2 separate regions of the Homo sapiens genome follow, and region 2 is linked to region 1. Evidence: chromatin loops called from intact Hi-C (ENCODE). Cell type or tissue: Calu3. All regions are shown on one strand.

Region 1 (5,000 bases):
ACTGCATTCTGAACAAGACAGCGATAAGGCTGAGTCACTATCGGCCTTTGTTAGGATATACACAGCCCAAGAGAACTGTCTGAGGACAAAAGGTCATCCCCAGCCAGCCAACAGACATTACTCCCTTGGAAGCATTATTTTGGCAATTTTCTGTGTGTTTTGACTTAAACCATCCAAATGAGGAACAGTAGGTAAGGCTGAAAACAAAGAACAGTTCTATTTCGTGACTATGACCTGGCACCTCAGTTTCTTTCTCAAAAAGGTATAAGGATTGGGCAGAAAGCTCTCTAAGGGCCTTTCTAGCTGAAGAACACGCATGACTCAAGCATGAATAAACTCAGGACCAGAAACCCCAATAACTGAACACACAACTTTCCTATGCACTGTGTTGTCCTGTACATTGATTAGGGTGGTTACTTTCAGATTCGCAATCATACATGTAAAACAAAGCTCAGGAAAGCAGTGTCTCTGCCTCAGCATACATTTCATTACTATTGTGTAGAATCATATATCTGACCTCTGAGTGCAGGCGAGGGCTCAGCAGGCAGCCAGCCAGATCTTATTTTACCACTCTGGCTACAATCATCCTTTAAAAAGAAAAGAGAGCTATGTAAGCAAATGTACCAGCAGGTGTTGGGGACCAATACATCAGAATAAGAGAACTGAAAAAGAGGAAAATATGATGTCACAGTTCAGAACTTTATAACAATACTTACCAAAACATGGAATAAATCCCACTAATTGGCTAACGCCCCCCGAAATAAACACTTAATAAGCTAGTCTAGCACAAATGAAACTAGTTCCTAAAACTACTGGGCCAAACCAAATCAGAACTACTAAGAATTAAGAGTCTCAGTGTTCTCTGAACTCAGTGGGAAAAAGCCCTAGCCTAGGAGTTAAGGAATGTGGGTTGTAGTCCTAGTTCTTGCTGTATGGTGCTGACCAGGTCACAGCACTGTTTTCTGGGTCTTGGTTTCTTCCACTATAAAACGATGGGGCTGTACTAACAGCATCTCTGAGGCCCTTTCAAGCTCTGACATTCCAAAAGCCTTAGTCAATGCCTGCCCTTTCCCCTGTTACTTACTGAAGAACTCCACTCACTGTCATCCCGGAGGTTAAGGGAGACCACTTACACTGCTCAACACCCTTCTATTTCCCCTTCTCCCCCTAGCACAGTGATTCTGCAACAAACTGCCTCGTGTTCAATTCCTTGTCAGCCATTTCAAATTGCTATTCTCCATCGCCTTTATGATGCTGGAATCCTTGAGCCCACTGTTGCTGCCACTTTCCCCACCTGTGTGCTCGTTCCCATCTAACTTCCAAGTCTGTCTTTGCGTAAACTTGGGCTCTTAGGTAGTTAGGAGCCCAATGACATCCTGAAGATTACTTTTTAAAGCCAGTGTTCTGACCCCAAGACCTCCTCCTCCTATCTCTCAATCAAGAGAAGGATGCTAATTTATGGCCCAGGAAGAGAAGAGGCAGTGTGGCCTTCTATTAATAGTAGCAAGCCAAGAAGCAAGAGATGGATATTCGGTGCCTGGGTTTTTCCCTGACAGTTAAGTTGGGCCTTAGTGGAGGTTAGCATGCACCTAGAAGCCAAGGTGGGCTCAGATCCCACACACAAGGTGGCCCTGGAAAGTCACTGCCTCTCTCTAGATTTGATGCTCCCTTTATAAAATGAAAATGTTTAGTTCATCTCAGAAGCCCCCTCTGTCTCTGACAGTGTATGACTATGTGGGGAGGCAGGAACCAGATGAGACCAAATGCCAGGGCATTACAGGACCAAGCCGCCAATCCTGATGCAAATGACAAGCCTTGGAGGAGTGACTCCCAGAGCTTGGGTAGCCTGGGTTGATGCTTCCTCTTTCTTTGCAAAATGCCCTGAAGGGCTGGGACTGGGACAGGGGTGGGGCTATGAAAGGATGAGGAAGTATCTAAGAGCAGCTGGTTATTCTTCCACTCAACCCTGCCCTCCCCTCTTGCAGGCAGGTGGATGACTCAGCTGGAGAACAAAGTGGCTTCCTGAGGTGGAGTTTCCAGCTTGCCCAGCCCTTCCCCATTCTCCAGTCCCAGTAGAGATGGGGTACAGAAGAGTCCATAATTCAACACCCTTTTCTCACCACCCAGCCAACACATACATGCACTGCTCCATCCTCTGCTCCTGTATGGAAGATACTTCCCCCTGAGCTTAGCCCCTCCCCACAGACATCAACTTCTCTTTTATCCATTTAGGATCATCCCCTGCTCCAGAGCCAACAATTGATTCCCCAAAACTTTAAAGTAGCCCCGACTTTTCTGGTGAAAATGAGAAGAGGCACTATCAACTGGCCGAGGTTCTTTTAGGCATTGAACTTCAAGGCTCTCCTACTGCCCTAACTCAGTCATGGGATATCCACAAAAAACTTAAGAGCTTAGCCTTTTTCTCTCAGCTGGGCTTAGCCCCATAGATGAAAGACATTCCTTGTTAAGGGTAAGGTGTAGCTGCTGCAGATACAGTTTGCCTTTAGAGATATGGACAGGAGCCCTGGATAACAAGACACGTAGTGAGGGAAAACATCTTGATTGGTATCAAGAGAAGACAGGGGTTGAGTCCTGACTAAACTATTTACTAACATTAGGAATTATATTAGCAAATTTTCTGAGCTTCAGATTCCTCATTCTAAAGTAGAAACAACAGTCCTTTCTGCCCAGCCCTATTCACGATGTAACAAGTTTCAAATGACCTAATTGGAATGAAGACTATACGTGCTACATAAAGTGGTTATTCCTCACATGTTAGAAAATATGCAGTTGAGGCAGCTGCAATAGCTTTTCTTTAAATACTACTAGTCCTCAGCTTCCAAACCAGAAGCTCTGTGCCTTACTGCCTTACTCCTTGACTGGTGAGTTCAGAGTAAGGTGGAGCTGCTGCAGATACAGTTTGCCTTTAGAGATAAGGACAGGAGCACTGGATAACAAGACACGTAGTGAGGGAAAACATCTTGATTGGTATCAACTAAGAGACAATAGGGGTTCAACTACTTACTAACATTAGGAATTATACTAGCAAATTTTCTGAGCTTCAGATTCCTCATTCTGAAGTAGTAATAGTCCTTTCTGCACAGCCCTATTCATTATGTAACAAGTTTCAAATGACCTAATTGGAATGAAGACTATAATTGCTACATAAAGTGGTTATTCATCACGTTAGAAAATATGCAGTTGAGGCAGGTGCAATAGCCTTTCTTTAAATACTACTAGTCCTCAGCTTCCAAACCAGAAGCTCTGTGCCTTATTGCCTTACTCCTTGGCTGGTGAGTTCAGAGAACCCAAAGTGGGACAGATGGGCCATGCTGGGGTTCTTGGACTTACCACCACTTCCTTGTACTAAAAAACTAAGTACCCTCTAAGGGGCAAATTTATGTGGTTTGGGCAGGTCACAGTCAAGGGTCCAAGCAGCTATGTAGAAATGAAGTCACCTGTGCACATGGGGTCTCCATACACAGATGTGCCATCCTTGTCGACATCTAATAAAAATATATATGAAGTTGGTAGGTGTCTCAAATAAGTAACTTAGTGAAATCAGGGCACTAGTGCAGCATTTGAAATAAAAGTCAACCAGCATCTGGGCCTATATCTGGCCTCCCTTTAGGCCTTGCTGGTGCTAGCTGAGATCGTTCAGTGTCTCGCAAGGATGTTTTCTCCTTCTCTCTAGAGTCATATGCTAAAGAGGCCACAATCTTAAGACGTGACTAAAGCCAATATCCCTCTCTACTTCTGGGCTAAATTGTGATGGAAAATGCTGAGCCTGGTTCTACAGAGTTTGCTCTGCTAGTGATAAGCAGTGTGATCCTGAGGAAGTCAATTTCCACTCTAAATCTCATAAGCAATGACTTCCTCAATAAGCAATGAGAGGAGAAGGAGAGAGAGAATTATTGCTCTACCTATACCACAGAGTGTTGTGTGAACACTTGAAGGAACTAATGGCTGAACATATTTTTGTACAAGATTGAGGAAATACTATCTGCTGAAACAAACATCAACAGAATGGACATCTACTTTAACAGAAAAGTAAATACTCTTCCAACCAGTTGCCTTTTATGGGAGATAAGACTACTTGTGGTGGCACACATCTAGCTACTTCAGCCATACGGAGTGTTCTGCTTTCAGGGTCCCAAGGTACATCTAAGACATCCATTGAGTTACATTATCACTTTCACTTTTTACCATTTTCATTACTCTCACAAATTGGAGACAGCATAAATAGCAGCCCAAAATGTAAACTGTGGTAGTTCTAGTGACAGATCATCCAAGAATTTCACCATCTGCTACCTTTCACAGAAATTTAGTGCTGAGACGCCTTTTAGATCACTTCTATCAACTCAAGCAGCTCAGTGCTTGTGTCTAGATCCCTTGTCTAGCAGAGCTTCACAGAAGAAGGTCAGAGCTGCTAGATTAGAGTTTACTGCTCTTTCCAGGCAAATCCTGCCTTGCCTGGGACTATCTGCAGGAGTCAGTGATCTTCCCCAAACAGAGAATGGTACAGAGGCTGAAAGAGGGAATCCCCTTTCCTTCCGTAACTCCCAGTCACTAAAGAACCCATCTTCCTCCAGTGAAACTACAGTACCTCATTTCATATTTGGAAACCAGCCTGCATCCTTTTGTACTCTGAAGTCTCGGGGATGGTACAACTATACAACTGAGAGGTGGCAGGAAAGGAAGCATGAGCTCTAGTATCAGAAAGATACTGCTGAAATAGGTTTCAGTTAGCATTGACAAGAACAGGGGGGTAAGCAACCCAAGAACACGTTACAGGCTTGCTAGAAAACAGGAACTTTCCAAAGGCTAGCTTAAGACTGACGTGCTTTTTACACCTCAATTACACTTCAGTCTACCCTATTCTGATGAGCTCCTGGAGGGCAGGGATACTGCTAAGAGTCTGCCACTTATAGGCTGTCAAATTGCTGACATCTGTGCTAAAACATGCATGCCTACTTCTTCTGAACCTAAGCTTCTCAGTC
Region 2 (5,000 bases), 69 kb after region 1:
AGCATACTCTGGCTCAGGAGGCTGCCCGATTCACAAATTGTTCTTTGCTCAATTAAACTCTTTTAAATTTAATTTGGCTACAGTTTTTCTTTTAACATCTGTTTCTCAGAATAAAAGTGAAAGATTCCAATGAAAACATTGAAAAAGTAAAAAGAGCTATGAATGTGACATCTTAATGCAACTGCAACAATTTGGCAACACAATTGGTAATCCAGGGTTGCCGGGTTTGTGAAAAGGTACACATCTCCTGGGCCTCTGCCTCTTCCAGATACTTACGGCCAGTTTTGTTGATAGAGTACACTTGTCAATGACTCTTTCCTCCCATCCAAGCTTCCATCCACCATACCTATCATAACAATACCATAAGGTAAACATTATTAAGCCCCAGTTACAGTTGTATGAAAAGTAGTACAGAGAGCTTAAGTGTCTTCTTTACAAGCTAATAACAAATATATATAGAAGAGCTGGGATCTGACCCCAGAACTCCAACACTAATCTCTGGTCTCCTATGTTTCTCTGTTATCTTTTAAAACACCAGTGTCTTGGCCGGGTGAGGTTGCTCACACCTATAATCCCAGCACTTTGGGAGGCCGAGGCGGGCACATTGCCTGAGCCCAGGAGTTCGAGACCAGCTTGAGCAACATGGTGAAACCCCATCTGTACTAAAAATACAAAAATTAGCCGGACATGGTGGCATTCACCTGTAGTCTTAGCTACTCAGCAGGCTGAAGTGGGAGGATAGCTTGAGCCCAGGAGATGACGGAGGTTGCAGTGAGCCATGATCGCACCACTGTACTCTATCCTGGGCAACACAGAGAGATCTTATTTCAAAAAAAAACAAACAATGAAACATTAGTGTCTCTAATACAGTAGTCACCAGCCACAAATGACTATTTGCATTTAAATTAATTAAAATTAAACTGGGCCGGGTGTGGTGGCTCATGCCTATAATCCTAGCACTTTGGGAGGCTGAAGTGAGTGGATCACTTGAAGTCAGGAGTTCAAGACCAGCCTGGCCAATATGGTGAAACCCCATCTCTACTGAAAATGCAAAAATTAGCCAGGTATGGTGGCATGCACATGTCATTCCAGCTATTAGGGAGGCTGAGGCACGAGAATTGCTTGAACCTGGGAAGCAAAGGTTGCAATGAGTCGAGGTCACGCCACTGCACTCTAGCCTGGGCGACAGAGTGAGACTCTGTCTCAAAAAAAATAAATAAACAAAAATTAAACTGGATAAAAACATCCTCGCTTTCCACATTGCAAGTATTCAGTACCCATGTGTAGCTACTATATCAGACAGCATGGATATACAACATTTCCATCATTGCAAAAAGTTGAAATGAACAGTGTTACTGGCACACTACTGTATGCATCAGTAAGACACAGACTGGTGAAATATTTACTTTTACCTGATTCTGCCCCTCTTTCATCCTTATTGTCTAATTCTGAATGTTTTCTCTAGTCCCTCCTTCAGTCTTCTACCTAAATGCATGCCTGGAACTGGCCTGCTGGCTCTGAAGGGCACCCAGCACACAGGGCAGACACGGGGATTTTGATGACAAAGATTGATGCTGGCACTTTGCCTGAGCCCAGGAGACAGCAGCTCTAAAGCAGTCTGCAGCAACAGCACCAGGGTGGGAAGTGAACACCCTCTTTCTGCACATTTGCTGTTTGTTCACCTGCTCTGTCAGAAGTAGACAGAGGCAGAAAGGAAAAAGGAAAGAAGTTAAGTGAGGAGAACGAGAGGAGTGGGGCTAAAGACACCAAAACTTGGTGATCGAATTGTCTTCTAGTTCTTCCAGGCACAAAAGCTTATTCTCTAAAACCATTAAGGAGATTTCATTTGCCATTCCTACAATGGAAGGAATTTAATAATCACTCACTCTCTTAAAGCACTCACCAAACATGGATTTAAATGATCCCGGGCCTAATGATATGTTAAACATCCACATCCTCCTGATGAAGAAGACCCTAGTATAAGTGTTGAAAAAATCAAGTGTTACCAAAAAAAAAAAAAAAAAAAAAAGCCATGAATGAACTGTCTCCTCACCTAGTCCTGTCAATATGTCCTCCTTCTGTCTTCATGCTATCCTGAATATTTAGAAGCCTCTGCTTTGATACTCACCCTTCTTAAGGGGTCCTTTATGCCCAGGGAAGTTATATGAGGACCCATGGAGGTTTCAGCACTCTTTCTGACATCTAGGCTACAAACTGTCCAACCCATCTAAATGTAACAACAGTTTTACCCACATTGCTTTTCTGGCTAACTTCTCTAGCTCTTTGTGTAATTTAGGAAGTAGCATCTTCAAAACATTATAAAACACTCCTTAAGTAATGTGTAGGTGCTCTTTTGCAAGGCCCTGCCTCGCTCATGTGAGTATTATTTTAAAATACTGCCTCTGGATTCCTGGTCTTCAGTTTGAAATTTTTGTAGCTGCTTCAGCACTTCCTTCCCAGAGAGGGCTTGTGGCCTTGCTCCAAACAACACCACAGGACTTCCGCTAAGTATCCGGTTTTGTTTTGGTTTCCTACAACTGAGCTGTCACTCTCTGAGTTGCTGTTTTCAGAGCCCGCTGGGAGGAAAACAGGAATGGGCCCCTGCGGCACCATGCACAGGGCCAAGGAGCTTGGAAACCACTTGAAGGAGCAGCTGGGTGAAAAGTGGCAGGCCGCTATGGGACTCCTCTCTCAGCCTATGAGGACATAGATGACATCGGAAACCTGTGCTTACAGTTTCTCAGGGGCCTGGCACTTTGCTCTGTTGTCCCAGTGACTCACATGATAATTTTCCAGGCCTTCAAACTAGGTCAACAGCTTTGTTTGCCCAGAGAGCTCCCCTGGGAGGCCATTCTAAGGAAAGCAGACTGAAAGGGGATGTTTGGCCAGGTGATTCTTTTTGCTGGCTTTTAGCCTGAGGAAACATGATCAGTATTCAGGCCAGGAGTTTGGAGAATTAAAAGCTGCCAGCATCTGGGCTAAACCAACATACGTCAGTATTATTAGTTAAATGTTAACCATACTGCTAATTGCAGCCCTCTCCTGGAAAGAATTGAACAGATGATTTGGGAAGGCCCTAAAACAAGATGTCCACTCCTTATAGATAAGAAAGACAGCAGCTTGTGCTACAAATCTAGTCATAGAAGCTTCCATTAACTGTGAGTGGGACCTGATCAATTTTTTTCTTTATTAAGCGATGTAGTCTGATTCAGTATTTCTCAAATTTGAGAAGTCACAGAGCCCCAAGAACATATCTGAAGACCTGTAGACCCCAGTTTTTTAAGTCGGAATTACAAGTTTTTCTTTTCTTTTTTTTTTTTTTTTTTTTGAGACAGAGTCTTGCTCTGTTGCCCAGGCTGGAGTGCAGTGGCATGATCTCAGCTCACTGCAAGCTCCGCCTCCCATGTTCACGCCATTCTCCTGCCTCAGTCTCCCGAGTAGCTGGGACTACAGGCACCCGCCACCACGCCCGGCTAATTTTTTGTATTTTTAGTAGAGACAGGGTTTCACCATGTTAACCAGGATGGTCTCAATCTCCTGACCTTGTAATCCGCCCGCCTCAGCCTCCCAAAGTGCTGGGATTACAGGCGTGAGCCACCGTGCCCAGCCCGGAATTACAAGTTTTTCATACCAGTATTATTCACAATGGCCAGAAAGTGAAAACAACCCAAATGTCCATTGACTGATTGGTGGATAAACAATGGGATACAATGGCAACGAAAAGGAATGAAGTGCTGGTACGTGCTACAACATGGATGAATATCGAAAACATGCTAAATGAAAGAAGCCAGACACAAAGACCACATGTCATATGATTCCAGTTATATAAAATGTCCAGAATAGGCAAATCCAAAGAGACAGAGAGTAGATTAGTGGTTGCCAGGGGTTGGGGAGAGAGGGAAATGGACTGCTAATGGGTTTGGGGTTTTTTGAGGTGTGGGGGGTGATGAAAATGCTCTGAAATTATGTAGCAGTGATGGTTGCACAACCTTATGAGTATACCAAAAAACACTAAATTGTATACTTTAAAAGGATGCATTTATGGCATATGAATTACATCTACATTTTATTTGATTTGATTGATTGATTGAGACAGAGTCTCACTCTGGTTGCCCAGGCTGGAGTGCAGTGGTGCCATCTTGGCTCACTGCAGCCTCAACTTTTTGGGCTCAGGTGATTCTCCCACCTCAGCCTCCCAAGTAGCTGGGACTACAGGAGCATGACACAATGCCTGGCTAATTTTTTGTATTTTTTTTTTTTTTTAGTAGAGATGGGGTTTCACCATGTTGCCCAGGCTGATCTCGAACTCCTGGATTCAAGTAATCCGCCCGCCTCAGCCTCCCAGAGTGCTGGGATTACAGCTGTGAGCCACTGTACCCTCAGTCCATATCTAACTTTTAAAAGTTACATATTATTTTAATTTTAAAAGTTACATATTATTTTAGTTGATTACTGGGTATTAGAATATGTTAAATAGTTTGTGCAGAACAATGAAACCTTGTGTCAAGATTCACTTATGTGGTGGCTAGCCAGGTGGTCCAGAAGTGTAGGTTAATTGTAGATAATCATTGAGGGAAATCTAAAATATACTTGTAGATAATGTCAAGGCCCTAAGAACTCATCAGTAGAACTCTCAAGGGTCCCTGAACCCCAATTTGAGAAACATTGGCCCAGGTAACCTCCCAGGATTTGTGACCCTTTTACATGCTATGTGATGAAAACTCTTTATAATGTACTTTCCAAAGACAAAGTCTGGCCAGGGATGCCTTGGGATTTATAAGTCCCTTGGCTGAACCTTGGTAACATAAGTATGTTATTACTCCATCTACTCTCCAGATACTTAATTGAGCATGTGATCTATGAGGATAGAAATGCATTAACCCCATCATGAGATGAAAGTAGAGTATGATATCAGGTGATCTAACATGGAAGATCCTCTGAGGAAGGCCTCCCACTGGGGCCTCACTTGGTTCGTGGATTGATCACTCCTGACTTAGATA

Evidence for each region. Peaks named below come from ENCODE experiments on the same cell type or tissue, not always from the same donor. Only the 100,000 strongest peaks of a DNase experiment are listed, where the experiment ranks them.
Region 2: it touches region 1 in a loop (9-fold over the local background); 2 of 110 quality-filtered maps call a loop at or near these places.

The regions. Positions count from the first base shown.
Region 1 is chr15:65,899,523-65,904,522 of GRCh38, reverse strand. The region is part of intron 24 of MEGF11 (multiple EGF like domains 11); the gene reads left to right. Among named protein-coding and RNA genes, the nearest start is that of RAB11A, 33 kb to the right of the region's middle. RefSeq lists enhancers at 1,069-1,860, 1,947-2,166 and a silencer at 1,863-2,027. In Calu3, no CTCF peak of the experiment used is centred here; a DNase peak (open chromatin) is centred at 1,942.
Region 2 is chr15:65,830,629-65,835,628 of GRCh38, reverse strand. The region is part of intron 1 of LOC105370866 (a long non-coding RNA gene); the gene reads right to left. Among named protein-coding and RNA genes, the nearest start is that of TRQ-CTG1-4, 36 kb to the left of the region's middle. RefSeq lists enhancers at 1,090-1,820, 2,553-3,283. In Calu3, no CTCF peak of the experiment used is centred here; a DNase peak (open chromatin) is centred at 2,758.